Linked DNA regions of Mus musculus: regions 2, 3, 4, 5, 6 and 7 are each linked to region 1. Evidence: chromatin loops called from intact Hi-C (ENCODE). Cell type or tissue: heart. All regions are shown on one strand. Region 1 has its middle 17 kb from the start of Prrc2b. Region 2 overlaps Nup214 (nucleoporin 214). Region 3 overlaps Prrc2b (proline-rich coiled-coil 2B). Region 4 overlaps Lamc3 (laminin gamma 3). Region 5 holds the start of Pomt1 (protein-O-mannosyltransferase 1). Region 6 overlaps Aif1l (allograft inflammatory factor 1-like). Region 7 overlaps Nup214 (nucleoporin 214).

The links. Hi-C counts contacts between places; a loop is a spot of excess contacts. Peaks named below come from ENCODE experiments on the same cell type or tissue, not always from the same donor. Only the 100,000 strongest peaks of a DNase experiment are listed, where the experiment ranks them.
Region 2: a loop joins it to region 1, with 4 times the contacts of the local background. A loop is called at or near these places in 18 of 42 quality-filtered maps.
Region 3: it touches region 1 in a loop (3-fold over the local background); 15 of 42 quality-filtered maps call a loop at or near these places.
Region 4: it touches region 1 in a loop (11-fold over the local background); 18 of 42 quality-filtered maps call a loop at or near these places.
Region 5: it touches region 1 in a loop (2.3-fold over the local background); 4 of 42 quality-filtered maps call a loop at or near these places.
Region 6: a loop joins it to region 1, with 3.0 times the contacts of the local background. A loop is called at or near these places in 9 of 42 quality-filtered maps.
Region 7: it touches region 1 in a loop (3-fold over the local background); 18 of 42 quality-filtered maps call a loop at or near these places.

The regions. Positions count from the first base shown.
Region 1 is chr2:32,132,421-32,136,420 of GRCm38, reverse strand. No RefSeq gene overlaps it. Among named protein-coding and RNA genes, the nearest start is that of Prrc2b, 17 kb to the left of the region's middle. In heart, a CTCF peak has its summit at 2,201 (motif pointing right); DNase peaks (open chromatin) are centred at 2,180 and 3,650; H3K4me3 peaks cover 614 bases; H3K27ac peaks cover 1,568 bases.
Region 2 is chr2:32,036,570-32,040,569 of GRCm38, reverse strand. Nup214 (nucleoporin 214) reads right to left here. Exons shown (of 36, transcript NM_172268.2): 30 at 2,398-2,468; 31 at 1,094-1,247. Among named protein-coding and RNA genes, the nearest start is that of Mir7674, 12 kb to the left of the region's middle. In heart, no CTCF peak of the experiment used is centred here; a DNase peak (open chromatin) is centred at 1,709; H3K27ac peaks cover 1,049 bases.
Region 3 is chr2:32,189,742-32,193,741 of GRCm38, reverse strand. It overlaps Prrc2b (proline-rich coiled-coil 2B), which reads right to left. Exons shown (of 32, transcript NM_001159634.1): 6 at 2,090-2,233. Among named protein-coding and RNA genes, the nearest start is that of Gm22192, 30 kb to the left of the region's middle. In heart, CTCF peaks have their summits at 1,459, 1,658 (motif pointing right) and 2,947; a DNase peak (open chromatin) is centred at 1,691.
Region 4 is chr2:31,916,278-31,920,277 of GRCm38, reverse strand. It overlaps Lamc3 (laminin gamma 3), which reads right to left. Exons shown (of 28, transcript NM_011836.4): 13 at 1,662-1,850. Among named protein-coding and RNA genes, the nearest start is that of Lamc3, 31 kb to the right of the region's middle. In heart, a CTCF peak has its summit at 2,467 (motif pointing left); no DNase peak of the experiment used is centred here; H3K27me3 peaks cover 1,391 bases.
Region 5 is chr2:32,235,904-32,239,903 of GRCm38, reverse strand. Pomt1 (protein-O-mannosyltransferase 1) reads right to left here and starts at 3,264. Exons shown (of 20, transcript NM_145145.2): 1 at 3,163-3,264; 2 at 2,393-2,544. The coding sequence starts at 3,198. In heart, CTCF peaks have their summits at 2,491 and 3,236; DNase peaks (open chromatin) are centred at 2,543 and 3,323; H3K4me3 peaks cover 2,136 bases; H3K27ac peaks cover 1,734 bases.
Region 6 is chr2:31,963,225-31,967,224 of GRCm38, reverse strand. It overlaps Aif1l (allograft inflammatory factor 1-like), which reads right to left. Exons shown (of 6, transcript NM_145144.1): 4 at 2,113-2,154. Among named protein-coding and RNA genes, the nearest start is that of Nup214, 9.2 kb to the left of the region's middle. In heart, a CTCF peak has its summit at 1,929 (motif pointing left); a DNase peak (open chromatin) is centred at 3,574.
Region 7 is chr2:32,044,291-32,048,290 of GRCm38, reverse strand. It overlaps Nup214 (nucleoporin 214), which reads right to left. Exons shown (of 36, transcript NM_172268.2): 33 at 717-888. It also overlaps a transcript of Fam78a not described here. Among named protein-coding and RNA genes, the nearest start is that of Mir7674, 4.7 kb to the left of the region's middle. In heart, no CTCF peak of the experiment used is centred here; a DNase peak (open chromatin) is centred at 2,090; H3K27ac peaks cover 3,641 bases.

The DNA.
Region 1 (4,000 bases):
GTTCAAGGACAGCCTGGTCTACAAAGTGAATTCCAGGACAGCCAGGGCTATACAGAGAAACCCTGTCTTGAAAAACCAAAAAAAAAAAAAGAAGAAGAAGAAGAAAAAGAAGAAGCAGCAGCAGCAGACTGGGTCAGGAGTTAGGGGTGGGGGAGGCTTAGAGGACAGGGTCACAAACGGCCTGAGAAAATTAAAACATGAAGGTATCATTTCTTATAAAAATAATTTTATTTTATGTGCATTGATGTGAGGGTGTCAGATCCCCTGAAACTGGAGGTACAGACAGTTATGAACTTCATGTGGTTGCTGGGAATTGAACCCAGGTCCTTGGAAGAGCAGCCAGTGCTCTTAGCCACTGAGGCATTTTTTTTTTTCCAAGACAGGGGTTTCTCTGTATAGCCCTGGTGATCCTGGAACTCGCTCTGTTGTAGACCAGGCTAGCCTTAAACTCAGAGATCCACCTGCCTCTGCCTCCTGAGTCTGAGTGCTGGGATTAAAGGTGTGCACCACCTTGGCCCAGCCTGTCAAAACAACAGAAAAACAACAAAACTGTAACAAATAAAACAGCAGCAATCTGTGGAGGATCTGAAATTTAGTTCTTCATCAGCAAATATCAAAAGCTGACAGAGCCAGGCTGCCACAAGTCCTCTGTCAGCAGACAGGGCTCCACACAGATGATGCAGATGACACTGGCATGTGCTGCCACCAAAAGTAACATTTGATTGTGAGTCTTACTCTGTAGCCCAGGCTGGTATTGAACCCATAGCAATCTTCTTGCCAGCCTCATGTCTGAGTCAGCATGGCTCCATGGAGAGTTTGAAGCCATCATGGTCTATATGAGACCCCATCTCCAAACAATATATATATATATATATATATATTTGCAACAGAGTAGAGTCAGATGCAGTGGGATAGAGACAGGGGGTTGAGAGTTTGAGGCCAGCCTGGCCTACACAAGGAAATTTCACTAACAAAACCAAAGAATCCAGAAACCAAACCATATACATAGATAGATAGATAGATAGATAGATAGATAGATAGAAAGAAAGAAAGAAAGAAAGAAAGAGGGTTTCTCTGTATAGTCCTGGCTCCCTGACTTACTCTGTAGACCAGGCTGGCCTCAAATCTGCCTCCCAAGCACTGGGATGAAAACCATTCACCACCACTGCTTAGCTATGCCAGGCGTGGTGGCGCACGCCTTTAAACCCAGCACTCGGGAGGCAGAGGCAGGCAGATTTCTGAGTTTGAGGCCAGCCTGGTCTACAGAGAGAGTTCTAGGACAGCCAGGGCTTCGCAGAGAAACCCTGTCTCGAAAATAAATAAATAAATAAATAAATAAACAAGACAAAAGGCCTCCTGCGTTCGTACCACTATCTCTTATTGAATTTAAGCTTATATAGCTTTTACCTAGCTTTGTATGTAGTGTGTGTGTGTGATCCCTGAAGTTGACATTGGGACTTTCCTCCAACAGCTTCCATTTTATGCACTGAGGTGGGGTCTCTCACTGAATCTGGAGCGCTACAGTTCTGGCTAGTCTAGCCAGCTGGTTTGTTCCTGGGATTCCCCCCGGCTTTTTACCTGGGTTCTGGGGATCTGAATTCTGGGGTCCTTCAGGTTCCTCTACTTTCCCAGCAAACCCATTTTTCACTGAGTCATCTCCCTGGCCCAAGAGTAAAACTGTCTCTTCTTACTTTCTCCGAGGCAGGAGCTGTGGTCTGTATCCACCTATGGAATGTCCCCTACTCACTCCCTAGCCTGTTTCCCTCCTCTTCCTAGGGGAGCTCTCAGCAGCAGCAGGAATCCTTCCCCTACCCCATGCCTTTCCTGACTGACTCCTTGGAAATGCTGCCATGTAAGGCTCTGCAAGAAATGCCACTCCCCCCAGGACCTCAACACCTTCCTGGGTCAAGATTCCTGGCTGAATGCAGGCTGGCACTTACCCAGGGTCCTCTGCTTTTAATTCTTGTCCCTCCTGTGATGGGATTCCAATGGCCTTCCATACAAAGCCTTTACATCTTACCCTTCCCTGCACCTCTCTTCTGATCAGGGCCTTCCTTGCCATCCAGGTTCTATGAAACTTCCTGGGGCTCCTCCAGACATCAAGTCTAGACATCTAGACTGTTATAGCATGTCCTGCAGCGCCCTCACCTGCCTTCAATAAATCTCCAGCAAACACTCACCTTCTCTAGAGAGAGGAGTGCTATGCTGAGGATGACCAGCAGGGGGTGCCACAAGCTCTATATTTATTCCAGTTACGGTCTTCTGTGGCCAGCACTGGGCTCTAAAGATCTGGAAAAAGGGTACTTCTCCACCAGAATACAGAGACTGGGTACAGAGAGGAGTTCAGGGAATATTGATTAAGTTGAGCATGATCTAGACATTGGGGAACAGGCAGAAGGACTGTATGTTTAAGGTCAGCCTGGGCTACAGTGCAAGAATGTCTTACAACAAAAGGTCCCGGGGTGTGGTGGGCTCCAGTACTCAGGAGGCAAGGGTAGGGGGATCTCAGTGAGTCTAGAGCCAGCCTGATGTACATAGCAAGTTCAAGGCTAGCCACAGATACATGATGAGACTCTGCTGAGGGAGAGATGACTCCGCTGGCAAGCCTCTTGCCACACAATCATGAAGGCCTGGATCTGGGTCCCTAAATACCTGCCTGGCAGCCAGGTGCTGCAGTGTATGTCTGTAACCTCCACACTGGTGGTGCGGCAGAAACAAGGAAACCTCTGGATTTCACTGGCTACCATTACCCATCTGGTCAATTTTTGCTTCAGTAAGAGATCCTGCCTCAAAAAACAAGATGGAGCGCTGTTCTGGAAGACACCTGATGTCAGCCTCCGGCCTCAACACTGCACATGCATTGCTCATTGGGCACACACACACACTACATACAAAGCTAGGCAAAAGCTATATAAGCTTAAATTCAATAAGAGATAGTGGTAGGAATGCAGGAGGCCTTTTGTCTTTTTTATTTATTTATTTATTTATTTATTTATTTATGTATGTATTTTCGAGACAGGGTTTCTCTGCGAAGCCCTGGCTGTCCTAGAACTCTCTCTGTAGACCAGGCTGGCCTCAAACTCAGAAATTCACCCGCCTCTGCCCCCCAAGTGCTGGGATCAAAGGTGTGTGCCACCACGCCCGGCTATTTATTTATTATATCTAAGTACACTGTAGCTGTCACACCAGAAAAGGGCATCAGATCTCATTACAGATGGTTGTGAGCCACCATGTGGTTGCCGGGAATCGAACTCAGGACCTCTGGAAGAGCAGTCAGTGCTCTAAACCGCTGAGCTATCTCTCCAGCCCATTGTTTTATTTTTAATGGTTCCAGGCTTTATTACATTGCAAAGGTTAGGGCTAGGGACTTGGGTACTGTAGGTACTTTAGTTTGCTAGAGACACTGTAACAACCCACAGAAGTGTATTACCTCACAGTTTAGGGGATCAGTGGGCCAAAGGTAAGGTGTGAAGACCTAGGGAAAGGCTGTCTAGGTCTGGCTCCGCCCTCTCGTCTGGCCCCTCCCTTCCGCCTGGGTCTTCCCTTCCCCCTAGCCCCTCCCTCCGTCCTGACCTTCCCTCTCATCTGGCCCCTCCCTTCCCTCTGGGTCCTCCCTTCCCCCAGCCCCTCCCTCCGTCCTGACCTTCCCTCACATCTGGACCCTCCCTTCCGTCTGGCCCCTCCCTCCCATTTGGCCACGCCCTCCCGTCTGGCCTCTCCCTCTCGGTAGCCTCTGGCTCCTTTTCCTTGCCTTATGAAAGCATCGCTGCCTCCTTCCATCTGTGCTCTTCTCTCTGCTCGGAGAACTCCCTGCCTGCCCCCTCGTATGTGCTTTCAATTGGCTCTATTTTTTTCCCACTTTTTTTTTTTTTTTTTTTTTTTGGAGGCAAGGTCTCTCAGTGAACCTGGACTTCACCATGTTAGTTTGACTGTGTGGCCAGCATGCCCCCAGGACTCTGCTGTCTCTGTCCCCCCAGAGCGGGATTGCAGATGTACACTG
Region 2 (4,000 bases), 96 kb after region 1:
AACCAGCATGACCAGTGATGATGCCGTGGGCTGTGTTTAGCATGTAACATGTATGTGAGCTGAGTGTCACATCTGTTCTTTTCTCACTTTCATCTGAAAGGACCGGGGTTTTACAGCATTTGCTACACAGAGTCTTTCAGTCCCGGAGGACAGGTGGTCAAGCATTTCCATTACATCAGGACTCTCAGCCCCTGCCTTCAAATGAACCTATTTTTGCTTTACTTATCAGGATTCTGTTGTTCACCTGCAGAACAGTTTTTGAGAATACAATTTCTGAGGTCCTTTCACCGTAGGTCCTAAATCCCTCCTGTCACAGCCTGATGATCTAGGAGGAAGTGCCTGGCCAAGCAATCCTGCCACATGTTATCAGAGCAGAGACATCAGGACAACAAATCCCTGATCCATACAACCACAAGAGCAAATCTGAGACAGAAAACATTGCTCTTCATGCCACAGGCCTTAATATGAGGAAAAGAGCTGAGAGATGCAGACACTACACTCATTAATGTGGACAGCTCAACACAGCACTTAAGTGGAAGCAGGTAAGGCAAGGATGGCAAGAATACAACTTGCCATCCATCCACTGCAGCAGTCTATAGCATCTTTTCCTTCTAACCGTGATAGACAGATCAACACAACATGGGAAATCAGGTGGAGAAAAACGTGCTAGGAAATCCAGCTTCGGGGGAAAAGGCAGCAGAGGTAAATCAGAGAAACATGCAGGCCCGAGCCCACACTAGTGCACTTCAGCGTCAGAGGAGTCAGGTGAGCAGAAGCCCTGTGCCTGGGTGGGGCTCATGGCTGCTGTCTGTCACACTGCCTTCAGGTAACCTCAGGGTAGAAAACAAGAGTGAGCGTGGCCTTAGGAGAGAAAACAGAAGCAGCCTGTCACACTCATCTGTCCCCAAAGCTCTACTGTCCTTTCATAGGTAAGGAGGACTCCTTATTAAAACAACAATAACCACAAAAGTAGAGCAGTGTAGGTGAAGACCCTCTCTAGCTTCAGCCCTTTCTGTATTTGTTTCTTCTGTATTTGTATTTGAAGCTTTGACATGAGTGGGTCGCGGAGCTGGGAAAACTCTTCTCAACTCACTTGGGGCAGCTGTAGATCCAAAGCCCCCACCGGCTGAGCTGAAGGGGTTTTTGTTGGCAGCATCCTGGCTGGGTTTTCCTCCAAGGCCACTGAAGAAACCGCCCCCTCTTGTAGCATTTCCAGACCCAAACACGCCACCACTGGAAGTGGATGACTGCTGAAAAAAACAAGTGGGGGTGAGGAGGGGAATAGGAAGCAAGGAAGGATTAGAGATCATTGTAAAACTGCAGGCACAGCCTGGCTGGACAGCCCACAGCCAGGGCAGATGGGCAAAGAGAACTCTCACCATCTCTGGAAGAGACACTCTGGAACAGCCCCAGGAGAGGCTGATTCTGGAAGGCTCCCTACAAATCTGAGGTTCTTTGGTTACTGCATTTAGAGTAGGTGGCAATGCTTATCTGCCATGCTTTCTGCACTGTCTGACTCAATACCAGGGGCAGGGAAACCAAGCATTACAGATTTACAAATCGTTTGAGAACAGGGAGAAGCTCCGATGTCTTCACTAGTGTCAGGTGACGTCATGAGCAATGACTCGTGATTTACAGGCGTTTCTCTCCACTGTGCACTTCTCATTCACAATGACTTGCCCAGTGCTGCCAAGAGCAGCCTAAATTAGCCCCGTTGCTGAAATGATGAGCACTGTTGAATTGCATCCAAACACTCAGAGGATGCTGCACTCGGGGCACATGCTGACTCAGAGCTGCACAAGCTCCAGGCACTCTTTCTGTTTAGAATCCGGTCCTTTCAGAGACCAGCTTGTGGTTTGGGGGCTGCTCACATTAGTTAAGCTGACATTGGGTGATGATGCAGAATAAGACAGGCTTTAGGAAAGGCAGCAGTGCAGAGGAACAATGGGGACTGCCAGCTGAGGGGCACGGTGGTGTGAGACAGAAACCTGCTCACTTCAAAATGTTGGGAAATGAACCGTTATAGAGAAATGAGGGCTTGCTTACGCATATCACTGTACTAAAATTAGAATGTGCCGAGCGTGGTGGCGCACACCTTTAATCCCAGCACTCGGGAGGCAGAGGCAGGCAGATTTCTGAGTTCGAGGCCAGCCTGGTCTACAGAGTGAGTTCCAGGACAGCCAGAGCAACTCAGAGAAATCTGTCTGGAAAGAATCCGAAAAAGGAAAAGAAAAAGGAAAAGAAGAAAAAGAAAAGAAAAAAGGAAAAGAAAAAGAAGGAAAAAGGAACTGTATGTGGTTGCTTGCCAGCCTGGACCCTGAGCATAAACTAAGTCTATTACACTGGGAAAAAACTAGACAGATGATCACACAGAGAGAGACAATCATGTATACTTACCTGGCCAAAGACTGACCCACCAGTGTTGGCTGCCTGGCCAAACACAGAACCAGTATTACTAGACCCAAAACCTGTAAGACACAAAGACAAAGATTCAATTTGGAGAAATCTTTTTTAAACATCAAAATTAAACCCAAACCCAAACCCAAACCCAATCAAAACACCCACAGCCTATAGATGTGTTATGAACGTCACTGGATGTAAAAGCCATCACTGGCCTTCTCCAGGGGTGAGTGTACCTGCTCCAGTACTAAACCGCTGGAAAAGATAGGCCTATTTATGTAGCCATGGCATGAATGTATGGAAGTAAACTATCACTTTCTGCTTAGAGGCCTGCTCCACAGGAGGAAATTCATTCCTGGCACTGTAAACAAACTGGTTAAAATCCCAGGCTGACAAGGTCATACACTGGCGGGGAGAAGCTATTATTGTTGTTCTGCTAAATAGACAAGTCCAATTTCTTTCTGAATACTTGTACTTACACCCACAGATTAACACTGCTCTCAGTCTTAGTCACAGCAGCTTTTTGAAGTGGGCAGTTGGTTAGTGAAGAGACTGCTAACTGTGCTGAGACTAAGAGACTGTCCGGTGTCTTACCCTAAGTTGGACTAAAGGCTCCCAGAATACTTTGGAAGACAGAGCAAGAAGTATAAAGAATTGAAGAGCATGACCATCGGCAGGAAGAGAGTAAAACTGTTTTCTAAATACGACATGACTGCTGTGCTCAGGGGCCCACAGCAGGAACCATTTCCTGCTTGCTAACAGTCCAGGACAGAGGGGGCGGAACTCATAACACCCTACGTCTAGTTGAGGACCTACTGGTAGTTAATGGCTACTGGAGAAGGGGAGTAATTTTTCTCCAGAAGTGTATTTATGGATAGTTGTTTGTGATCCAGTAAGCAATCCCATACCTACGTTCATAAAAGCTAATCAAACTGTTAAACTCAGCCAGTCATTAAGAAAGAAAAGAAACAGAAAGCAGGAGGGGTTGTTAGAAAGGAAGGGTTCCAGAGAGGAGGGTAAGATAGGGGGCTGGAGATATGTGATTCTGATCAAATTGTATTATATACATGCATGCAAACACACACAAAAATGTCAATAAATATATTAACAATTAAAAAAAAAACGCTTCCCCACTGAGGAAATGGAGAAAATTCTATGTAAACACAGCTGTTCTTGGTATCCATAAATTCTAGATCTCTGAGAGTACCCAGATATAAAATCTGAGGATGCAGTAGTCTCTTTCATGACGTGGCACGCTGTGGTGTTTGAGCCCGTGTGTCCAGGCTCCCACATATCTTCCATCACCTTGGGATGACTTATGGTACACGGAAGTATACTGGAGAGACTATGTCAACTAGCTGCTACTCTGTCCTGCTCAGGGATAATGGCAAGAAAAAGTGTACATGGTCAGCATAGATCTTCCCTAGTTATTTCAATCCATGGAGGGCCACATCTGCAGGTACAGAACCCATACATGTGGAGGGCCGATTGCGAGGTTCTTACCTCACTGTTAGCATTCTAAAAGTCCCTAGGATTGAACTCTTCTCTCCTACCAGGTCAGGTGGTGGCGGGTGGCATACCGTCACGATCTTGGCTAACA
Region 3 (4,000 bases), 57 kb before region 1:
AAGAAAACTGTAAGATTCTGAGGGGCAATGGACACCACCCTTTCTTTAAAAAATACCCCCATATCATTCATAGTGAAAACAGAAAAGAAACCCAAATGTTGTCAGGCAAGTGGGAAGCAGGAAGCTAGAACTTCTTAGGGGGTGTTGGATGTGTCTGAGAAACGTGTTCCACTTCAGAGACACACGAGGAAAGAGAACTGGCTCCCGATGGCTGAGACCACCCAGAGGGCAGAACACAGGGACACCAGGACAGCCTGACTCACTCCTTCAGCCAGCACTACCCCACCCACCAAGGCTTGTGCGACTGTCCACATGAGCCTCTGTTTGGAACATCGGTACCCTGTGACCACATGTGGTATACACAGAGCACACGCTCAGTTCACAGGTAAAAACCCGAGGATGAGCGGGTGATGTGTTTTTGTGGGCTGCTATCAAGCTGATGACCCAGGACTGCTGTGGCAAAAGGGAAGAACTAACTCCCACAAGCTGCCCTCTGACCTCCACATGCATGCTACAGTAAGTGTGCTCCCTACCTGACAAACACACACAAAAGAAATGTCTGAAAAACGTAAAAACCTGACAGCTTCTTGAGCCCGTTCAATCTGGCTTTCTTTTTTGTAAGGGTCTCACTCTATATTCCTGGCTGGCTTAAAGCTCTCTCTCTCTCTCTCTCTCTGTAGACCAGGCTAGCCTCAAACTCATAGAGATCCATCTGCCTCTGTCTCCTGAGTGCTGAGATTAAAAGGCAAGCGCCACCCTGCATGGCCAGACTGACTTTCCTTACGCACACTTAGGATTAATTGATAAATCAATTGCAAAAGGAGACAAACATCCCAGGTGTGACATCACCCGCTTCCTCAGTGTGTATTTGTCCTCAGTGCGTCTCTAAACTGTCACTGCAGGTAACTCCTGTGGCCCCACTGCATCTAGCAGGACTGTGGGGCCAGACAGGAATGAATCCAGACTCCTCCCTATCCACTTCCGGTTAGGAGCTGAAACAGGAAAGGACCTAGCGCTCACCACCACCACCAAGAAAAAAGACCGGCGGCCCTGAGGTACACGGGAGGCCATGAAGCCAGGAACACCCTCAGGCCATTTGCTTCTCACCTCAGGAGAGGGAACAATCTAGAAGCTGGTTCTGTTTCCACACTTTAGCCCCCAGGGTGACCCATCTCAGCCACAGCAGGGCTCCCCTAACATTGACCAGCCCTTTCAGCACTGTGCACATTGGGCAAAGTGGCTGTTTTGCCAGAGTGGCATGGTGTTCACTTGGCTTCAGGACTGTGCCTCCGACTTGCCGTCAGTACCATCAACAGAAGAGGCCTCGGGACCGAACAATACGGGCAGATCCTTGAATTCAAGAGCTGAACAAGTTCAGCTTCCTTGATCAGGCCTGACAGAAAATCCAGTTCTTAAAAACCCTCACGGGCCGGGCGGTGGTGGCGCACGCCTTTAATCCCAGCACTTGGGAGGCGGAGACAGGTGGATTTCTGAGTTCGAGGCCAGCCTGGTCTACAAAGTGAGTTCTAGGACAGCCAAGACTATACAGAGAAACCCTGTCTCGAAAAACCAAAAAAAAAAAAAAAAAAAAAAAAAAAAAAACCCTCACGGGAGGCCTGCTGGCAAGGCCCCCACTGCAAGCCTGCCCCAATCCCTGGCACCAGAGGGCGCAACAGTGCTGGCTGCTGCAGATTCACCTGGTCATGTCCGACATGGCTGGGGAAGGGTGAAAGCCAGACTGACACGCTCTTTGAGTGACAGTATGTGGAGGAGCGTGGAAACAGGCTATGGAACCAGGGACTTGATCAAGTTAGCTGCACCCTGCATGTATCCACAAAGCAGAAGCCAGCTTAGTGGAGTAAAGGATGATAAATGGACAAGTGGCAAGACCCAGCTCAGTGAGAGGGAGAGAGCCAGAGGTGAGGAACAGGCCAGACAGAGGCAGTCAGGACAAACATGTCAAGCAGCTACCTGCTTCCATGCTCTGACGCCCAGGCCCAGGCCCAGGCAGCTGGGGACACGTGCAAGGGTAGAAAGCAAGGGGTCTGGCGCCCAGCAGGACCTGAGGACAGTGCTGCCCTCCACTCACTCTGAGGGCGGAGGCTTGGTCCTGGCCCATACGACAGATCTAAGGCGCCCTTTTCTTTGCCAGCCTTGTCCTGCCCTCCAGCTGCTTTCAGCGTCGGAAATTCCTCGGGAGAGAAGGATAACAGTCGGCTTGAGCCCCTTAAACCTGCAGGAGAGGCAGAGAAGACAGAGGGAGCTGGTAAGACAGCCAAGTGTCGCTGCTTTCCTAGCCCCATGTGGCCTGGCTAGGTGGGCATCTGTACTGCCAGGCAGTGACGACTCCCTTAGCTGTTCCCAGGAGCTGGCAGGTGCTCACACAGGATAAGGGGACAGGAAATCACCGGGTACTTGGCGTCTGCTTAGGGTAGTAAGACTGCTTCATGAGGGGCAGCATCAGACACCCCACAAAGCTGTGGCCAGTGAGTTCTGAGACTCACCTCCCAACCTTCTCCAGCCCTGCCAAGCCAAGTGTGGTCCTGATGTAACCCCAAGACCATTTCTCTCTTCAGCAGTCACTCACTGCTCAACCAGAACCCCCTTGGAAGGAACAGCCCTGTTTTAACATTGTAACTCCACTCCTGACACACAGATCCCATCTCTTCCTGGATTAACAGAGGAGAATGGCCTTTAAGGACTAGTGCTCTCTCAGCCCATGCTGTGTACCACACTACTGAACTGAGGGATACCACTGCCCTGTTATAGCCACACCCCTAGGTTTTCAGTACAATACATAGGCACCTGCTGACTGGAACTGCTATGCACAGGGAAATGGGCAGGTCACTGCAGCAGTGGCCTGCTTGCTCCCACAGTCAGTTAAAGGGCTGGGTGAGAACAGCCTGCCAAGTGACAGCATCGGGCAAACTCACCCTCTACTGGCAAAACTGAGAAAAGGTAGGTGGCTGGTGTTAGCTGTCACCTGACACTCTAGAAAAGAGGCTCTCCAGCTTTGAGGGCTGAACAAGCCTTTCCCAGGGGTCACATCAGACATTTACAACATGATTCATAACAGTAGCAAAATCACAGTTATAAAGTAGCAATGAGCCAGCATGGTGGAGCACGCCTTTAATCCCAGTACTTGGGAGGCAGAGGCAGGCGAATTTCTGAGTTCCAGGCCAGCCTGGTCTACAGAGTGAGTTCCAGGACAGCCAGGGCTGCAGAGAAACCCTGTCTCGAAAAAAAAAAAAAAAAAAAAAAAAAACCAAAAACCAAAAACCAAAAAACAACAACAAAAAAAGTAGCAATGAAAATAATTTTATGGCTGGGGGATCACTACATGTATTAAAAATAAAATCATGGCATTAGGAAGGTGAGAACCACTGCTCTATAGTCACCTGGGAAAGGACTCTTAAGGAAGGACTGTTTGGATCATATTGCTAATGGGGATGTCTGTGGGGGATACTTTTGATAATGTTAATTGGGTGGGAGTTCCCACCCACTGTGGGCAGCACCATTCCCCAGGCATAGGGTTGTGGATGTTTAAGAGTGGAAAGCAAGCTGAACACTAGTATGCATGCTTGCATTCATTCATTGCTCTCCAATTTTGACATTGACTGCTAAAATACCTGACATTTTCACTTCCCAATAATGATGGACCAAAAACTAGAATTGTAAATTAAATAAGCCCTCCCTTCTTTCCTTTTATCACAGCAACAAAAAACAAAACTATGACAGGTAACTCAACCCTACACCTGCACACTAGTATCCCTCAGATTTCAGCACTTTTACATTTGTCACCCAATACTGGCAAGCAAGGTAATCAGAGCAGGCCACACCAGGGGGAAGGGCACACACCTTTGATCTCTGTCCTAGCACTTACAATGCAAGCCTAATGAATCGAGCTAAGATCCCTGGCATCTATGTGAAAAGCTGGGCGAAAGGGCAGGGATCTGTAGTCTTAGCACTCCCTAGGAAGTGGACTCCATGATCCAGAGAG
Region 4 (4,000 bases), 220 kb after region 1:
ACAAGAGGCCTCGATGAGGTTATTTGTGCAGAGCACTAACTGCAGAGCACTCAGCAGTAGCAGGTACCACAGGGTCCACCATCATCCTTTGCATCTTTATTAGCATCTTCCTCAGCATCACTTGGACTTTGGTAGGCTCAACTCAGAAGTCCAGGGAAGCTGCATGCTACTCTCTCCCAAGGCCCCAGGAGGTGATGTGGGTAAAGAAGCTAGCAGAAATCTGAAATCGTTGATCTATAAGCTACCCAGGCCCTCTCTCTGGGGGTGGTTCCCTCTGGCAGCCACAACTGCTCCTGATGTCCTCTCTTAGGAATGTCCCACCCACCCTGCAAGCATCTCTCACTGTTCACTCTCACTGCCTCGGTTTAGAGGGGGTCAGAAAATGGGGATAGGTAAGAAATGGAGGGGCAGTCTAATGCCAGTGGGTACAGAGTCTAACCCCCAGGGAGCAGGATACTCCACAAAACCATTCAGTGCAGACACTAGTCCCATATACTAAATGTCTCAGAAGGACAACATTCTCTTCTACTTAGAGAAGACAAATTCAGAGACATAGTCAGATAGTAGTGAGGAGTGGGCATGGGACAGGGAGCTTAGATGACAGCTCAGTGGGCACGGCGGGCGCTCACTGGGGAGGATGGTGGCAGGGAACAGCCTACGATGCCAGGGCCCCTTAGGCCAATGAATCACACGCTTAAAATGATGGCCAAGGAGGACAGCTTTATGATATGGGTTTTATTATGATAAAGAATTAATGATGTAATATACCGATAGCCGTTTAATTGTCCACTTTAAGTGGGTGACTTTGTGGGGCATTGCAGTAGCCTCAAAGGCTGTTAAATGCACCTCTGAGGGAAGAGCCGGGGAGGGGGAAGTCCTGCAGCAGAGAGTGGGAGCAGAGAGGATGGAACCTGGGAGGAGAGGGCTGTTTGCCTCTTGTTGCCTGATACTCACTAAAACCTGAACTCTGAAAAGTCCTCTGTGTGTGTGTGTTTGTGTGTGTGTGTGTGTGTGTGTGTGTGTGTGTGTGTGTATGTGTCTGTGTGTGCGCACGTGTCTGTACAGGCAAACGAGTGTGCATGTGTGTGGATGTACACATATGTGTATGTGCGTGAAGGCCGGAGATAAGTGTTGGGTGTCATTCTTAACTCTACCTTGTGTTTTGAGAGAGGACCCCTGAGCCCCACTGCTCCTCCTGGACTCCCGGTATCCCTCTGCCTCCCCAGCGCCGAGGGGAGAGGAATGTGGTCCCTGCCCTTGCTCTTTGTCTTCTGTGCTCTAAGTCTCAGACTCAGGTGGTCTGGTTTCTTCAGCATCACTTCCCAAGCTGAGCCTTCCTTTGAGACATGCCAACCTCATTGTTGGGGTTTTCTGCAGTGAGGATCCCAGGTCCCTTGGCTTCCTCCCAACAACTTTAAAAACAACTCTAAAAGCCCACATATAGGCCTTCCAAGGTTCCATTATATATGGCCAAAGCCCCAGGTCTGCAGTAACTCTCAGCATACTGGGAACTTGACAAGGAGACTCTGTCCTCAGAAGTCATGCTTGCCACCCTTGGACCATGCTCTGTCCTACCTGTCATACCCTAACCTCTGTTAGAGCCAGGGCAGGATCAGGGCTCAGGCTTGGTCTTTCTGGGAAACAGAGCACAAGCCACTCACCTCTCTGACCAGGAGGGCAGTGTGTGCACACCACATCTCCACTCTCTGGGATGGTTGCACAGGCTGATTGGCCAGGGCACGGACAGGGCTGGCAATCATCAGCACGGCCTGAGAAGGCGTTACCGTAGAAACCTGGCATGCACCGCTCACAGGATGGACCCTCGGTGTGGTGGCCACACAGGCAGATCCCTAAGGAGCAAGGCACTTGTTCACTATCTCAGTCCAGAAGCCCCTGGAACAGTGGTTCTCAACCTTCCTAATTCCTAATGCTGCGATTCTTTTTTTTTTTTTTTTTTTTGGTTTTTCAAGACAGGGTTTCTCTGTGTCGCTCTGGCTGTCCTGGAACTCACTCTGTAGACTAGGCTGGCCTCAAACTCAGAAATCCACCTGCCTCTGCCTCCCAAGTGCTGGGATTAAAGGCAAGCGCCACCACTGCCCGGCATGCTGCGACTCTTTAACACAGTTCCTCATGATGTGGTGACCTCCAACCATAAAGATTTTTCTGTTGCTACTTTATAACTGTAATTTTGCTACTACAGCTAGGAATTGTAATGTAAAGATTTTTGGAGATAGAGGTTTGCCAAGACATTGCGACTTACAGATTGAGAACTGCTACCCTAGACAGTGAGTATCCTGGTGGAGGAGTTGCAGGACACACATTGGTAGACTAGAGAGACAGGAGCTTGGGGTAAATCCCGGCTGAGCCAGACTGCCTGGGTTCACTTAAGGTTTGTGTGTGTGAGCTGGGAAAACCTTCTAACCCGCCCCTCGGTGGGTAAGAGGTGTGGCTCTGCCACCTACTGGCTGGGTGGCCACCTTGCACCTCAGATCCCTGTCTTAGAAGTTGGGATGGATGGTAACAGAGGCCACACCACAAATATGCTGGCAGGAGTGGATGGATGGGGTGGCAGAGCCAGGGTGGGGGGCAAGGGTGGGCAGGGACAACAATTGGACACTGTTCACTATTCCTGTCTCACAGCTCTCCCGACCAATGGAAGGCACAGCAATAATCCTCTTCACCTTGAGGGCCCCACCTAAAGGGAGACCCTGGCTCAGGCTTCCAGTCTTTCGGGGGCTCACTCTGTACAGGACCTATAGTATATACATGCTATTGGTATGGCAACTCTTGGTACTGGAAGACGGAGGATACCACAGACCCCCTTCTCCAGTCCAGCAACCCCTGGAGTCTGCTCAGAGCCTAGGGTCGTGACTCACCATGGGGACCCAAGAGGGGCCCTACAGGAGGCAACCAGCAGTGTCCAGCCATGGCTGTGAGGAGAACGGAAGAGAACTTCATTCCCTAGAGCCAGGGAGAATTCCTGCCTCAGCTCACACCCTCAGGCTTGATTCTTAGACTAGCTGCTCTACCCATTTTACAGACGAAGGCTTACTTATACCGAATGGAAAGTTGTGGCAAAGTCAAGGGCTCCGTGGGGGTGAAAAATCAGTTCAATCTCATGAGGAGATTCTGTTTCCTCAACAGGAGCTGCAGGGAGCATTATCCAGGAAAGGGTTGCGAGGCTTCATCTAGGCTCAATTGGTGATGTCTGCCAGGCACAGGAGCCATGGACAATGTTCTATGTATCAGAGATTCCACCTGTCTTGGGGAGGCAGCAGGGCGAAAGGCCTGTGACACAGAGGTGAAAAGGCCTGTGTCTGTCCCCTAGCGCCTCCTGGTCACATGACCTCTGGAGAGGTTTCTGTATCTCTGTAGGTATGAGAAGTAGCTCTACTGAATGACAGCCACCACCGCTGGTGGGAGGTGTGGCTCTGTCACCTACAGGTCATGAGGTCACCCCACTTGGAAACAAATGGGACAATAATGGAGAATATATCACTTGCATGTCTACAGGAATCAAGGAGAAGACATTAGGGAGGAAGGGGATGAGACTATCTTATTCCTTCCTTTATATTATTTATCTGTCTCTCCCAGGAAAAGAACCCACCCACGGCTCACTCCGTCAGCTACCCCTGAACTTCAGTGCAAAGAGCGTTCTGTTCTTTTAAATATCTAGACAATTCCTGACCTTCATGGACTTTGTCTCCATGGCCTGGGCAGTGTATACTACTGCTGTCTGTACTGTATAGATGGGGACATTCGGGGAGAGAAGTGACTTTTCCAAGCAGTGAGGACACTTGGCTTGTGGCTTTGGGTGAACACCCATGAGTTCCTGTCATCTGTGCGACTCTCTGAATGTCTTTCTCCTGTTGCTATCTGTGCTGGTAATTCTCATAGCACCTGCTGGGAAGCAAGGCTCTGAGGGGCCTTTCCCAGGGCCTGCAGGGTGTGGTGGTGGTGGAGGAGGCGTGGGCAGATGCCTGAAGAGAGGCTGGCTGAA
Region 5 (4,000 bases), 100 kb before region 1:
AGGTAAGTGAAGCGTGAGGGTCGGATCCTTTGTTCCAACTGTATTCTGTCCCCAAACACAAAGACACACACAGCATCATTTAACCCACAGGAACATGGTGGGAAATTTACCAAGCCCAGTGAGCATGCATGTCTTGTAGAGAGCCTATTTCTTTCTCTAGTCTTTTTCTCCCCTGCATGGATGTGTATGTGATATACAGGCAGTTATGTGTAGGCATGCTCGTGTATGAAAGTGTGTGCACATACGTGCAGGCCCTTGGCCACTCTCCATTTTATCTACCGAGACACTCATCAGTCTGAGGCTTGTCATTTGGCTAGTCTGCCTAGCTAGCTTGCTCCAGAGAGTCCCTGCCTAGCTGGCAGCATGCTGGGATTACAGATGGAACACACTGCCCACATGGCATGTGAGGGAGTCTGAACTCTGGTCCTCACACTTGTATAACAAGTGCTTTACCCAGCTGAGCCACTTCCCCAGCCTCCCCACAGCTTTTGACTTAGGTATGTGTAGGTCAACCTCCTGACCAGGAGCCTTGAGGCTAATCCCATCTCATACTCTCACTGGCCACCAGCACCTTTCTACAGCTGTGGACTGGAGCAGAACTGAAGATCTAATTGAAAGGGAGTCAAATGCGGAAGGAAGAATGACACAGAAGCTTCTTCAGATAATGAAAGACATTAGGTCTTAAGTGTGATAACGCTACCGTGGTTATGTGTTCTTTGTTTTCAAGAATCCTCATCTTGCCAAGCAGTAGTGGCACACGCCTTTAATCCCAGCACTTTGGAGGCAAAGGCAGGCAGATTTCTGAATTTGAGGCCAGCGTGGTCTACAGAGTGAGTTCCAGGACAGCCAGGGCTATGCAGAGAAACCCTGTCTCGAAAAACCAAAAGCCAACCAACCAAACAACCCCCAACCTCCCCCACAAAAAAGAATCCTCATCTTGGAGCTGGAGAGATGGTTAAGGCATGTGCTGATTGTAAACGGAGGACCTGTGTTCAGATCCCAGAACTCAGGCAGATCTCAAAGACCTGGATTTTGAGCTCCAGAGGATCTGTCATCTTCTTCTGAGTCTGAAGGCACATGTGCACATGCACAGATGGACAGACAGACACACGTATACTCTTAAATAATCCTCATCTTTCAGACGTATATAGTGAATTAGTCATACATATGTCTAGAATCTTCTTCAAATTAATCTCTAAGGGGGCTGCTGAGGTCATCAGTCTACCCATGTATATATCTGACCCCTATAACAAAGTAGGAGAGGGCTAGCGAGATGGCTCAGCGGGTAAGAGCATTGTCTGCTCTTCCAAAGGTCCTGAGTTCAAATCCCAGCAACCACATGGTGGCTCACAACCATCTGTAATGAGATCTGATGACCTCTTCTGGTGCATCTGAAGACAGCTACTGTGTACTTATATATAATAATAAATAAATCTAAAAAAAAAAACTTAAAGTATTTAAAAAAAAAACAAAGTAGAAGAGAATGCCTGTATTAGCTAATATACATACCCTCTCAATAACAACAGCATAGTTCCCCTTACGAACAAATTCATCAAACCGACACCTTTCAACTGGCTAAGGAAAAGTGAGGCTGGAAACTGACAGACCAAAACTTTCTTACTATAGTCCTATAAGGTAAGCCCTAAAATGTATGTATTCTAGTGGTTGTTCTGGGGGACAAATGGGCCATACCCACACTGCTTGCGATGACTATTTCTGGTTGTCACCTTGACTACATTTGGAATGATCTACAATCCAGAAGTTAAGTGTACATCTATGAGAGATCTTTTGCTTAAAATGGATGGATCCACTTCTCGTCTGGACCTTTAAGGCAGGAAGGAACACTAGTTTAATCCAGATTTTGAGGTGGGAAGACACACCTTTAATTTGCACCACACCTGCTGAAAATCTATTTAAAGACACAGAAGTAGGAAGTTTTCCTCTGAGCCTGCTTGCCCTCGCCTTGCTAGCAAGACCATTCCTTCCTTGGCACTAGAGCCCACTTCTTTGGGAAGCCAGAGTATACTGAAGACCAGCTGAGACACCCAGCCATGTGGACTGAGCAGAAAACTACTGGAGTCCTGGACTTTTCCATTCACAGTCAGCGATTGTTGGATTAGCTGGACTGCAGCCAGTAAGTCGTCATTCCAATAAATCATATGTATATATGTATACTATATTATATTTATTTACATATACACACATGCAAACATAGTGTTCTTCTTAAGTTGTTACTCTAGAGAACCCTGAGCAATACACTGCTAAAACATCCATCACCAAGAGATCCAAGAAACCCAGAATGTCTCTCTTTTGCACTGTACGGCAAGGTGATTCCTGTCACTAATTACAATGACTCTTGGATCATTGACTCTCCTCCCCGATCTCTACTTACACCACAGCCCGAGGGTAGGAGAGTTGCCATAGTCGGGTAAGTAGTCCCAGGCCAGTCAGAGCTACCAAGTTCAAATTGATGTCAACAGTCACCACTAGAGGCCGTTTCAAAAATCTTAACATTTTGCAGAAAAGCCAGCTCGGGAGGACTCCCTGGAAAAGAGGGAAAGAACTACCATTAAAGTAAACGGACAGCAGCCCGGGAAGGCACAAACGAGGCCACAGGGTCCTAAAGCCGCCTGGCGTCACGATGAATTTACAGCATAGCGGGTTGGGTTAATAGAACCAGAAGGACTCTTCCAGAACATACCTGTTGGAGAATTACAGTTGTGTTCAAGCACAGGGTATACATAAAAACATCTGAGGGGTGAATTCAGGAATCTCAGAACTGGATACTCATTTCTACAAGTCATTCCAAAAACACCTGCTGGGCACTTGCTAGGAACAAGGCTGCTAATGAATGAAGTGGCCTCTCCTGTCCCTTCCCAATGTGGTTGAAAACTAAGACCCTGAGGAGCTCTGGGCACTGTCATAGCCCAGTGACCTGGATGGACTTTTCCCTCTTCTGGAGGCATTCCTCTCCTCCTAGAGTTGCTTGTGCCCCGAGCCCGTTCTTTCTCTACAGTTCTTCCCACTCTGGCTTTTACAAGAGGCCGCCCTGGAAACGACTTGCTCAGCCAGGATCCGAACATCCACCGTCCCTAGCGCGCCGCCCCTAAGCCGGATCCCAGACCCCAGGAGGGCTCTCAAATCTGGCACTCCAAAACCTACGAGCGTTTCTTCGAGTCCCGTAGAGTGGCTCCCCATGTGGAGCCAGGCCTGCGAACCGCCAGGCAGGATCGACCGTTGGGGGCGAGGCCGCTCGATTACTCTGCAGCGGCCACGGATCGACGCTCAACTAGTTGTGTCTACGCGGCCGACAGACTCTGAGACGCGCGTGCGCAGCCGGAGCGCGAGGTAGTGGCGCGCATGCGCGGCGTGCTCACCGGCCATCAAAGTTGGGCATACTGACTGTCCTATCCTTAGGGCTCCCTTTCCCCTTTTTAATAAAGCACAGTGTGTTTCCACAAGCTGTTCACGTGCTCGGAGCTCTCCGTTTCGGGCCTCGCGTCTACTTTAGCGGTTTCGTTAAGCAGCGCGTTAGCTTACGGGCAGGAGTAAGAGCTTTGAAGCCTCGGGTGCGTTGTACCTCCTGGAGCTGTGTGAGTGGTGGATCGCTTTTTCTCAACTCTTCCCACACTGGAATGCCTACAAGCTGTCTGTCCCTCCTCCTCCCCAAGGTCTCAGGCTCGCTATGTAGAGGATGATGGCTTTGAACTACTGCCTTTGCTTCCCCAGCGCAGGTATTACAATCATGCCTTTTTAGGTGGGTGGGTATTACAATCACGCTCAGATGGCAAGCCAAGCCCGAACCGACTCCAGATGTTTTGCCAAAATTCAGTTTTTACAAGTTAGCTTAGCATTGGGTGACATCCGGTTTAAGATTGTAGCAATGGGGCTGGGCGATCGCTCAGTGGTTAGGAGCACTGGATGCTCTTAAAGAGGTCCTTAGGGATTTTCTTCTTCTTCTTCTTCTTTTTTTTTTTCGAGACAGGGTTTCTCTGTATAG
Region 6 (4,000 bases), 170 kb after region 1:
GAGATGGAAGGACCTGGAGTGGGCTTGGCTTTTGGCAGGACAGAAAGGTAAAGGATGAAGGGGTACAGGGAGGGCGAGGAGCCCTTCGGCCCTTAAGTCCCTTACTGGCAACGAGTCAAGAATCTTAACCCAACTAACAAAAGAAAAAATGCTGTGAAGACAGCCTGCTGAGACACTATTTCCGTCCTTGGAAGATTCCTAACAAGAGCCATGGAACAGCTGGCCAGCTGTGTGGCCTCTGAAGCTAACCATACCAGCACACCCTGTTGTCTGTTCTGAGAAAAGACTCCCAGACAAGATCCTGAGCCCTGTTTACAGTCAGAACGAGTATCGACCTCCTAGTGACCTGCGCATGGTAAGAATCCCGCTGACCTTTGTGACCTACAATTTTCTCTTTTTAGTCTGAAAAGTCTGCAAAAACCCTGTAAAATCTCACCTACAGAAAGACACATTCTTCAGATAAGAAGAATGCAAAAACATTGTTACTTAATCTTTTAAACGTAGACATTGATTAAGCCACCAAAATCATATAGATAGCAATTATTAAGCTACTCAAACCCAGCCTTCTTGGTAGTTTTTGTTTTGTATAAGTTTCAGTCTCTCTCTCTCTTTCTCCTCTCTTCTCTCTCTCTAACTATAATTCTTCCATATCTGTCCTTTTTCCTTACTATTTTTTATTGTAGTTTTTAAGATTGTGTGTGTGTGTGTGTGTGTGTGTGTGTGTGTGTGCACATGAGTGCAGTGCCCACCAAGGCCATCAGAAGGCGGAGACTCCAGAAGCTGGAGTTACTGTTGTTTGAATGCCACCTGATGCTGGCTCTGGGAACCGAACTCAGGTCCTCTGTAAGAGCAGTACACACTTTTAATTACTGAGCCATCTCTCCAGCCCTCCCATATTCTTCCTTCCTTCCTTCCTTCCTTCCTTCCTTCCTTCCTTCCTTCCTTCCTTCCTTCCTTCTCTCTCTCTCTCTCTCTCTCTCTCTCTCTCTCTCTCTCTCTCTCTCTCTCTCTCTCTTTCTTTCTTTCTTCCCTTTTGTTTGTCAAGACAGGGTTTCTCTGTGTAGCCCTGGCTGTCCTGGAACTCACTCTGTAGACCAGGCTGGCCTTGAACTCAAGAGATCTGCTTTCCTCTGCCTCCCGAGTGCACTTAAGACACACACTACCACCACCAAGCTAAAAATTGTTTAAAGATGTATTTATTTTTGTGTGTATGAGGGTTTTTATGTGCGCTATGTGCATAGTGCCCTCGGAGTCCAGAAGAGAGCAATAGATCCTTTGGAACTAGTCACTGGGGGTTGTGAGCCACCACGTGGGGTGCGAGAAAATGAATCTAGGTTGTCTGCCAGAGCAGCAAGCCCCCTTGATCACTAAGTCACCCTTTTTATTTTTAATGAACTGAATTTGGAGTGTATTAAAAGGTTTTAACCTGGATTCAAACACAGACATTCAGAGGAGGGGGCAATGTCGGAAGGCACATCTACAGGCAGGTGGGTCTCCATGAATTGCAGGCCAGACACAACTACATAGCAAGAACTTGTCTCAAAAAAAAAAAAAAAGGAAAAGAGGGAGGGGAGGAGGGAGGAAAGGAAGGGGGAGGGAAGAAAGGAAGGGGCCCACGGCTGAAATGACATCTCAGTAGGTGAAGGTATCTGCCACCAAGATTGACAACCTGCTTGATCCCCAAACCCCAGAACCTACATGGTAGAAGAGAACAGATTCCTGTACATTGTCCTAACACATACCACCCACACACAAACACCCATGTTCAAACACACACACTACATACAAAGGTGTAAATAAATAGTAACAATTCATTCTAAAGTTGTCTTTTGCTGTGTGAACCAAGATCCCAGTCCCACCACCCCCACCCCACAGTGGAAGTCTCTCCCCAGTGGAAGTCACTCCCCAGTGTCTCCTGCTGCCCCCTAGTGGAAGTCACTCCCTGGTGTCTCCTGCTGCTAGAGTCAAGCAGCTTGGCCACCAGGACCATCAGGGCCTCATGCATCTGGGTGTTCTTCAGCTTCACCCAGTGCTCCTCCCCAGAGCAGCAGGATTCTTTGGCTCTCAGGCCTCCTTCCCATCCTCCTTCTCCACCACCAAGGCCTCACTCACCAATCTCGCCTTCATTATTCAGGTCAAACTCCATGTATTTCTCTGAAAATCACAAGCACGAACTGCCATTAGATTAGAAGCCACAGCTCTCCCTGCAGAGCCCAGTGACTCTCTAGAAAGGGCTGACTGAACCCTTGAGGAACCCTTGACACCCTCCCCAGCCCAAGGGGTCCTGTCGTCTTAGCTGTTGTCTCTGGAAGAGCCAAAAAACTTCTCCTGATACCAGGTAGGCAAGAATTAGCCACGAGGAAAATTCTACCATGTGATATACTGTCCTGATAGCCACAGTGCTCCTTTGTGGGTAAATATTCTAGTTACTCCAGCCTGGTTGTTCCTGCTTCCTGCTGTACAAGGGAACCCACACCCCCAACCCCCAACACACACACACACACTAACATAGGGTATGTATGCTCGAAAGACCAGACGTCATACATAATATTGCTGTATCGTGGTATAGACACCAGCCTCCCTTGTGGGATTTTCTAGAGGATCATGGGACGAAATACCCTAAAATGGAAATCTGATCTACTATGATTTGCATCACCTTCATCAAAACTTCTTTCTAGTTTAACAAAGCAAAAGCTCACTCCAATCCCTCTTTGAAATGTTTGCTTTGCTTAGCCTTGTTAAAACAACATCTGCTTAAACTGTCTACAGCCCTTGATTGACTCTGTGTGTGTGTGTGTGTGTGTGTGTGTGTGTGTGTGTTTACATGTGTATGATTCATGTGTCTGGGCATGCATGTGTTTGGAGGCTACTTTGCGACGTCCGTTCTCTCCTCCCACCTTTTCATGAGTTTGGGGGATGGAACTCAGGTCACTGGTGTCTTATGACCAGTGCTTTTATCTGCTGAGCCATCTTGCCATTACTAGATTGAATTCTTTCAAAAAGAATCAGTCTCTACAATATTCCTGGCATGGGACAGAAGGAGAAAGGGGGGAGAGCGGAACTGCTGTGACTCGGAAGGAGAGAGATCAGATATAAGAGCTGCAGGAAAGAAAGCATCCAGCAATGTAGGTGGAAACAGAATGCGGCCCTATGGGAGGGGCTGTCTAGAAGGTAACAGCACAGCAAAGATAAAACATAGATTTAGAAGGTGTTATGCCAGGAATACTGGAGGGGGTGTGTGCTAGCCTCCGGGAGGTTTAGAAATGCCCAACCATTGAGCTAGTCAAGGCATATCAAAATTAGGTGGTGTGTGTATGTCTTTCATTTGTGAATCCAGAGAGCTCTCGGGCAAGTGCAGCATGCCAAAGCGGTTTAACTAATAATTAATTCACTGCTACAGGCACCCTGTTCCCCTCCACCCCACCTGGCTGGTCTCTCAGCCTGGAGTATCCTCCCAGCGGTGCTCAGACAGTCCCAAGGACGTCAGCTTCCACCAGGCACCTGCACCCTGCTGACTCTGGCTTCTCCTTGCTCTGTACTTATCCCTGCCCCTGTACAGACACGCTCACACACACTCCTCAGGTCTTGTCCCATGTGACTCCCCAGGCCTGGTGCCCAGTGAATAGCCATCTGGAGAGCAGAGGAATACATGGCTTGAGGACCTCTGTATCTTTCTTTTTCCAACAAAACTGTTTCACTAGGACTACCGGCTGAACAAACCGAGCCTTACCTCCCACTGAAGATGTGACTTCAGACCCCAAGAGCAGTTTTGCTTCCCAGAGGCCCCCATGAGTTGTGGGCCCTGAGTATCCTTTGCCTATATCTCCTGCAGACTTGCCCTACTCCCCACCCCATGTAGAGAAAACACAGACCTGGGTTGAGATCTGGGGCTCTGGAGACGGATTAACAAGGACTCGAATCTTAACTCTGCCTCAAGTGAGCTATGTGACCCCTCTGCCTCCCCAAACCTGAGTTTGTTGTCTATAAATGAGTGATCTCA
Region 7 (4,000 bases), 88 kb after region 1:
GCAATGAGACTAAAATTCTAGGGCCACTAGAAGAAACTCCCCCTTCTTTTTGGTATTTTCATCTTTATTTAATTTTTATTTTATATATGTTGTTGTTTTGCCTGCATGTACATCTGTATGAGGGTATCAGATCTTGGAGCTACAGACAATTGTGAGCTGCCATGTGGGTGCTAGGATTTGAACCTGAGTCCCCTGGAACATTGGTCAGTGCTTTTAACTGCTGAGCCATCTCTCTAGCCCCAGTCATGGGATTTTCTAATGAGGATGTGTGTAGGATGTGTATAGAGCAGCTGTTGACAGCCAAGAGAACAGCAGTCTTGAGTGGGGGTTATCCCATTGGTGTCCTATGTTCTAGGAGTTGTTTGCTAAAGACCAACTGGCACCTCAAGAAAACAATCCTAACTCTTTCTTCAGGACTTTCTAATATAAGGACCACCTGAGAAACAGACCTGGCTGCAGCTAAACCTGGTCCAGAGAACAGGTTATTGATGTCCTGCATGCTGTGCACTGACAGCCAGCAATGCTGTGGCCAATGATTTAAGAACCTGCTCACAATGTGCCTTGTCCTGAGAAAAAGACATCTAGCAACTTTTTTTGTCTACTTAAAGGCAAGGCCGCCAGGTCACTGTGTGGTTTAGAGAATGTAAGAATGACAGGCCCTGGTGCTTTGGGCTGGCACAAGTTTGTGGTTTTCCCAGGTCCCACCTGCAGCTTACCCGAATCCGCCTGCGCTGGCAGCCGCAGTACCCTCTCCGAACACTTTGCCTCCCGTCGAGCCCAGAGGGCTTGTAAAGGCTGGGGCTGAACCGAATGCTGGCACCCCTCCAAACCCAGGGGATCCCCCAAAAGTAGGAGGGCTGCCAAACACTGGAGCAGCACCGAAGCCACCTGAGCAAAACAGAGGCAAACAGAACAGGGAGAAAGAAAAGGAGACAGGAAAGAAGGCATCAAGCAGTCAGAAACCAAATCAAAAGAGGAGAAAGGGAGAGAGGACGTCAGTAATTCCAACACAAGAAGCCAAAAAGCACAATACCCCAACCTCAATCCCTCAGCCACACGGCTCCTCCCACTAGGAGCAGAGGGTCTGTGGCACTAAGAGATCTGAGCACCCTAATGCCTCCCTGAGGCAGGTGGAACCTATCTCAAGTCCTGTTGAGAACAAACCACCTTAAACACAGCAGGTCCATTGCAGGTTGCTTTCTAGCCCCATGATATCTGTGACTCTTCATAGAAACCCATCCCCAAAGCTAGTGTCTCAACCAGCAGTGGCAGGGTGACAGGCTTTACTGTTTACTAATACACACAGCAGGCTCCTAGTTTCATGTCCAAAGGGCATGGCTGGAGAAGTGACCCAAGCCCTTGGAGGAGCCCAGAAGATCGTGAGTTGGATCCCAGACATTGGACGGTTGGAGATTGATTTTTGCTTTTGATTGTGACTGTGCCCTGATATTTTCCCTCTTGAAGGAAGAAACTGTTTTAGTGATGCCCACAGTTAAGAGACTTTTAATTTAAAAAGACTTTGGATTTTTAAAAGAGATGGATATTTTAAAGAGATTGAAATTTTAAGAATATGTAAAGACTAACTAAACCCAGCTAATAAAGTCGGAGGTTCAAAGCCCCTTCCCTGGCAGAACCCATGAACTGGGTCACAACAGAAGCAGGGTGGTGCAGGCTGGCACCCAGCCACATACCTTTTATTTATTTACAGGCAAGTGGCTGTGGGCCTATCACCAATGTCCCTGACTTGTGGCATGACTATAAAGCGCACTGACTCTCATTTTGGATGAAGGCTACAGTATAAATGTGACCAGGTGTTAAGATGGCTGTGAGGATGGCCTAAGCGCCCAGATCAGGACTCTAGGCCATTACAGGCAAGACGGAGACAACAGAACTGGGTCAGGTCCAGCACCAGGCAGCCTCCTGGGACTGTTCCTGAGGTATCCCCAAACCTCCAAGATTTGCTCTAGTTCTGAGGTTCAGAAGAGAAGGGTAGTGAGGGTATGCTGAGCTCAGATTAGAGGCAGGGTCATTACTGCTGACAGCAAATCTCCTGTTCAAGTGGCGGATCTGCTTTATCGTCCTCACACCCGCTCCTGCCACCGTGATCAGAAGATCAAATGTAGGGCATGAGAGCAGTCAGGCGAGCAGCGGCTGCTACTTGCAATTGAATTCTGTGTCTATCGTTCACAGGGCTGCACAGCTGAGGAGACATTGCCGTGGCTCGTGTTTGGGTTACTACTCTGTCTTTTAAAACCTTGAGTGAAATTCCAGGCTGTGCTACGGAGACTGGTGGCTTACAAACATAAACAGAATGGAAAAAAAGTGCTAAAAAACCATTGTCCTTTAATTATTTAAATTGACCACAGATCTAGTTGCACTTTCTTCCTAGACATACAAGGTTACATCTCGCACCTCGTATTCAATATTGTTTAGACTTCTTGCTGGAATGTGAGCAAAAAAATGAGAGGTTTTATGACCCAAGAAATTAACCTGGAGAGGAGCTGGCAGGAGAGCCAGCAAACAGACAGGCAGGCACACGTGCAAAAGCAAAACAAACTTGGTGTGTAGCTAAATGAGAGAATGGCTGCTTTGGTGTTAGTTCTGGGGTCAGGCGACTCCCTCCAATGAGAGAGCAGGAGCTCAGCTGCAGGCTGAGTGTCTGACTGAGCAACCAAGAAGCAGGTTTGCTGGCCAGACACTCCAGTCTCTGGGCTTCCAGGGGCGGTGGCAGCTGCATCAAGGCAGCTCCCACCCTCTCCTGGCTGGCCTGGGCCCTTCCTCCAGTGGTGCCAAGCTCTCAGATTACCTTCTCATCTAACTGCAGCATGGGTAGGTGGCAGAGCTGGGATTGGAACCTCTCATGGCCCTGTCATGTGTCCTGCTTTCTAACTGACGAAGAAACGCCTGCAGACCCCGGGCTGGCTGGCTGTGAGGCCATGGTGAGGTTCGTCTCCTGTCCCTTCTGTGGTGGCCTCCAATAGCGTTAGCTCTGACACAGTGTTTTCTGAAGGGAGGAGGAACAGACACGAGTTTTCAAAGGCTCATCCAAAGGCTCTGCCTGAAATCGCTTTTACAGTGAGGGGCTGATGCTGCTCCTTTGAGCTGGAAGTCTGACTGATCCCCTCACAGGCTCCTGAGCGCACGTACTCCCACTGAGTGCACCCCAGCCTTCTGTCCAAGTCCTTCAATCCACCTTCAGGACAGTGCTCACTGAGCGCGTGGGCAAGCTGAGTGCAGGGCAGACATTCTCCTCTGTCTGCTCAGATGCCTGGGTCCCTGTCAGTCCTCATTCTAGATGCTCACCAAATAGAAAAGCCAGAATTAGGAAAACAAATGTCTAGGTGGGAGGTATATTTTTTCTAAGACAGAAAACACATTCACCAGCTTCTCAATTTAAGTCCACCAGGACAATGTGGAACACAGAGCCACACCCCAGAACCCAGAACAGAAGAAGTAAAGGAAACATCAGGTGCCTAAAAAGATAGAAAGGCTCAGTGGTTAACAATGTAACATTTCTCAAGTGTTCATGCTTATTTGATTTCCTTGTGTACATGTCATGAGCTGTGTGGGAGGCCACTGATCAGGAGCCACCCAGTTTGTTTTTTAAGAAAGGTTGCACCCCCCTCCCCAAAAAAAGAAGCCGGGCGTGGTGGTGCACACCTTTAATCCCAGCACTGGGGAGGCAGAGGCAGGCGGATTTCTGAGTTCGAGGCCAGCCTGGTCTACAAAGTGAGTTCCAGGACAGCCAGTGCTATACAGAGAAACCCTGCCTTGAAAAAGAAAAAAGAAAAAAAAAAAAAGAAAGGTTGCCAAGTGGCCATGCTGACTGTCAGTACCACCAGCTCCAAACTTGTCCTTGTATTAGAGCTAAAAGCTGTGTCCTTTTCATTTTTTAATTATTCTGTATGTAGCCCCCAAACGAAGTTGCAATGCCTATTTCTAGTACCTTTTACCAAATTCTAAGGAAAAGATGCTAAGAACTAGTAACCTAGGACTCAGT